Regions from separate parts of the Homo sapiens genome. Here region 1 is linked to region 2. The links are chromatin loops, found by intact Hi-C in ENCODE. Cell type or tissue: mammary epithelial cell. All regions are shown on one strand.

What was found. Hi-C counts contacts between places; a loop is a spot of excess contacts. Peaks named below come from ENCODE experiments on the same cell type or tissue, not always from the same donor. Only the 100,000 strongest peaks of a DNase experiment are listed, where the experiment ranks them.
Region 1: a loop joins it to region 2, with 12 times the contacts of the local background. A loop is called at or near these places in 5 of 110 quality-filtered maps.

Annotation. Positions count from the first base shown.
Region 1 is chrX:15,669,319-15,671,818 of GRCh38, reverse strand. It overlaps a transcript of CLTRN not described here. Among named protein-coding and RNA genes, the nearest start is that of CA5BP1-CA5B, 4.9 kb to the left of the region's middle. In mammary epithelial cell, a CTCF peak has its summit at 1,086 (motif pointing right); no DNase peak of the experiment used is centred here.
Region 2 is chrX:15,470,111-15,472,610 of GRCh38, reverse strand. The region is part of intron 3 of PIR (pirin); the gene reads left to right. All of the region lies in intron 2 of PIR-FIGF (PIR-FIGF readthrough), which reads left to right. Among named protein-coding and RNA genes, the nearest start is that of PIR-FIGF, 20 kb to the left of the region's middle. In mammary epithelial cell, a CTCF peak has its summit at 1,419 (motif pointing left); a DNase peak (open chromatin) is centred at 1,400; H3K27ac peaks cover 972 bases.

The sequences.
Region 1 (2,500 bases), 200 kb before region 2:
GATTGTAACATCATCTGTTCTATATTCTAAAATTATTATTAAAATAAGCTCATTTATCTTTTTATTAAGATGGCCAATGAAAAATAATTTCCTGTTTTTTGTAGTCATGGGCACGTAGTGGGCTGCCAGTCCAACAGCCTGTGATTAGTAAATAAAGGGCACATTGGAAACTCACTGTCAGGGAATGTCCTTCCCATCTCCCATTGTCCTTCTCTGTGTCATTTACAATGAACCCATTCCCACATTGAAATCTTCATTAGCCTCTCAGGACCATTGTTGGAGAATCCAGACTCTCTGACCTCTAAGATCAGAACCCAACTTGGCTTTTCAGATGCATCTACACTGATGCTCTCTCCCCCATCTTCCTCTGAACCACTCTACCAGCAAGTCCCTGCTGTTGGCCATATCCTGTATCTGTCCTTTGTGTTTGTTTTCAGATTTCCTTAACTTGTATCCTGTGGGCTTTCATGTTTTATCTTTAAACATCTTGCCATTGTTCCAGGTCTATCTTGATTATCATTGAGAAACCTTTCTTCTATTTTTCTTTTGTTAACAGTTTTATAATTGACTTGTCAAATCCAGTAACTTTTTATCCTCTTTTTCTCCAGTGTTCCTATAGCATTTTGTTCACAATTGTATGTGCATCTATTGCCATCGTGATTTACTTTTGTGTCCTACAAAATTGTAAGTTCCTGAAGGGCAGAGACTATATTTGGTTCATTTTTGCATTTCTCGTAGCCCATGAATATGATAGTTTAAGAAAACTGAGTTGACTAATTTGAATCATAAACTGAAGTTCTAATAAGCTTGTGACTGGAAATTAAGTACCATGAAATGCATTGCAATGTATATATTTTTACATTCTTAGCCTTAGAGAAACCACACACACACACACACACACACACACACACACACACACACACACACACACACACACACTTGTCTCCCTTTTTTCTTCTGTTCTTCCTTGTGTGGGTTATTTCCATTAACTCAACTACAAGAAGAAAAGAGTTACCTAAATGACATTTTTAAAGTTTGTGGGGGTGTTTTGCAGCATCCCTGGCCTCTACCCACTAGATGCCAGTAGAATCCTCTCATCTGCCATTCATGATGACTAAAAATGTCACCAGACGTTGCCAAGTGTCTCTGGAGCACAAAATCACCCCCAATTGAAAACCACTGAGTTAAAATAGAACTTACACACAATAGACAAAAATACTTTGTCTCTCCATGTATCTTAACACTGACAATTTAAAGAGAATAAAATTATTTTTGTTGCCTAATTATACTGAAAACATTGTATAAATTATTAATAATACAAACATCTTGATATTGTTTATTATATATAGTATATCCATTTCATTACAATTTAAACAAGGAAGGATGTCATTTATTAAAATTCTACAACATTTAGGAAATCATTGAGTAGAGCCATTTAATTAAGATATTAAAACTTCCAAAGGGGTTTGTGTGTGTGTGTGTGTGTGTGTGTGTGTGTGTGTGTGTGTGTTTTGTTTTTGGTTTTTGTTTTTTTTATTTTTTGAGACAGAGTCTCGCTCTGTCACACAGACTGGAGTGTGGTGGCACAATCATGGCTCACTGCAGCCTCAACCTCCCTGGGCTCAGGTGATCCTCCTGCCTCAGCCTTCCAAGTTGCTGGGACCACAGGTGCATGCCACCAAGCCTGGCTAATTTTTGTACTTTTTGTAGAGAGGGGGTTTCGCCATGTTGTCCAGGCCTGTCTTGAACTCTTGGACTCAAGCAATCTGCTTGCCTCGCCCTCCCAAAGTGCTGGGATTACAGGCATGAGCCACCATGCCCAGCAGCAAAAAGTGTGAAGTTTTAAAATCTTATACAAAGTTTCTATGTTCAATTATTAAAAGTTTTAATTGATTTCTTTTAATGTGTCACAGCCAGATAACATTTCTGAAAATCCAATAAAAATATACAGAATAATGTCACATTTGAGATGGTTTTACAGTTTACTAATTTTAGGAGCTATATATTTACTAAATTTCTGTTTTTGATAATGAAACAAAATAACCAGGGTCAATTTTAAAAGAAACATTGGTCATCTCCACCTCTTGCTTTATTGGAGGTGAATGGAGCCTACATACGCCCACGTATTTATACGAATCTAGTGAACTTAAGGGATCTTGCATGAATCAAAAGAACGACACATGTGTTTTCTTTTCATGTGATCTCATATTCTGTTTACCCCAGAGCAGTAGATCCATAGTTATGTGCCCAGAAAGTGCTTTTCAAGAGTGTTGTGGAGTATAAAAAACACGGAGAAATCAATTTCGTTTTCCCATCTCAGGAGACTCAGTGCCCTTTTGTGTGGCTCATGGCAACAGTAATCTGAACTTTTAAATCTACATGCTCTAAACTCTGAACGTTTGGAAGTAAATAGTAACATATTCAGAATGATTGAACTGCTTTATTTGTCATCATTACCATGGTTACTAATAAGTTATGAAGCTCCCATATGTGAAATTGC
Region 2 (2,500 bases):
ACTATTTTATATAAAAGGAATCATATGGTATGTGGCCTTTTGTGGTTGGTCTCTTTCACTTAGCATAATGTTTTCAAGGTTCATTCAGTTTGTAGCATATATATTTCTTTATATGCCTGACTAATATTCTATTGTATCGTATGGATATTCTATTGTATGGATAGACCACATTTTGTTATCCGGTCATCCATTGGTGGACACTTGGGTTGTTTCCATTTACACCTTTATTCATAGACTTGCCTGGATTATCTCTGAAAGGATCCCCAAGAAACTTGTAATGTGACCTCTAGGGAAGGTTAGCGGGTGACAAGGGAAAGTTGTGGACAAGATTATTGGTTTTCGCTGAACCCTTTTTTTCTCTTTGTACCTTTAGAATGTTCAGTTGTATTTGTTAATTATTTAAGAAATTCATGTTTTCAAAATTTCTTCTTCGCATACCAGCCATTCAGATATTTAAAGATGAACTGTGCCCTCATGGTTAGTGAAGGTCCTGATGATCACTTGTTCTCCAGGAACTCTTGCTGAGGCCTCCTACTTGGGTTTGCCCTCTCCAGATAAAGTGAACCTTACCTGTGTTCTATTCCTGTCAACCAGATAAGCTAATAATATATGCCATTGTGTAATGGGGATGAGGACTTTCTCTAGAAAACATCTGTGCACCATTAGAGGGGCGCATGAGATTTAGGAGTGCCTTAAATCAAAAGCATAACTTTCTCCTCCACAACACATTGCCTAGCTGAAAGGATATTAAAATAGTGAGTGCACTCATGAGTTTAGAAGTGGAGGCAGAGGACTTTCAAATTGCATGAAAGTTAGAAAATAATTAAGGAGGAACAAGATGGGTATAGTTGAAGAAGTTTCATGTTTTGAGGCAGAAGCTATCCCTTCTAACAGAAGGATCTGGGAGGGCTTCAGGGAAAATTTGCCCATTTAGTAAGGCCTTAACCAATAAGTAAGATTTGACTCTCTGGATAGTGGAGGTAAAGGTGAAAGTCGCGGTATGGGGATATAGTAGAAACAGTGAGTCATCTAATCGGGCTTACAAATGGGATGTGGAAGGATGGGAGGTGGAGGAGTATTATAGGGTCTAAAATTTTAGGTTGGGCCATTATTGGGGAAGGCCCAAGCTTCGAAGCCCAAGCTTGATCTCTAGCTATAGATGAATGAACAATATTTCACATCCTGAAACTGTCAACTTAACACAATCACGTTAAAATAAAACCATCTTTAGCCTAAAAGTTCTGCTTTTTGTGGAGTGCTGTCTATGTCAGTGGTTCTCAACTGGAGGTGATTTGTCCATCTGGGTCATATGGCAATTTCTACATTTGATCTTAGCCAAAAGCCCAAGAAGTGACTCATTTGCAATTTCTGTAGTCATTTCTGAGTGTCACAACTGGGGAGTGCTACTGCCATCTAGTGGGTAGAGGCCAGGGATGCTGCCAAACCTCCTACAGTGCACAGGCCACTTCCCACAGCAAAGAATTAAAGCCTCGTCTGTGTTAACAAGCGTAGGTCACATGAGGGAGAGTAGAAATTTAACTGAAATATTCTTTGAAAGTAGTCCAAATAAATTCCCAACAAATTTCCCTATACATCCTACCCACACCACATTGCAATTACAAACAAAAACCATTCATGTCTTAAAGGCTACATTCCAAGAGTTTTTAAGTAGAAAAATTGAGTGTTGGGGGGGTGGGGGGCCGGGGTGCGCTGGGCGCGGTGGCTCACGCCTGTAATCCCAGCACTTTTGGAGGCTAAGGCAGGTGGATCACTTGAGGTCAGGAGTTCAAGACCAGCCTGGCCAACATGGTGAAACCCCGTCTCTACTGAAAATACAAAAAATTAGCTGGGCGTGGTGGTGGGCGCCTGTAATCCCAGCTACTCGGGAGGCTGAGGCAGGAGATTCGCTTGAACTCAGGAGGTGGAGGTTGCAGTGAGCTGAGATCACACCATTGCACTCCAGCCTGGGCAACAAGAGTGAAACTCTGTCTCAAAAAAAAAAAAAAAAAAGAAAGAAAGAAAGAAAGAAAGAAAAATTGAGTGGGGGGAAATGTAATAAAGACTATAAGCCAATCATTAAAACATTATTTTATATCACCAAATATAAAATAAAGCTTTTCAAGTGAAACGAGAAATAAGTCCAAAGTAAATTAACATAGATCATTAAATGATAAAAAGCTTCATGCAAATTGTCCACACTATTAACAAAGCTGCTTCAGAGTCATCCAATCAACAGACTCTTAGAATCACAGGCCTGACTACACAGGATTAAACTTGAAGGAAATTTGCCATGCAACAGTATTAACTACTGATATATGAGAAGCTTCATATGTTGATACGTTACCTGTAAGCCTCAAAACAATCTTGAAAAGTAAAAATTGTTATCTCCCCCATTTTACACATGAGGAAACTAAGGTTCAGGGAGGCGGTGACTTGCGAAGTTCACACAGGCCATACAGAGCAAGATTTGGTGGGCCCATATGATCCCAGGCCCACATTT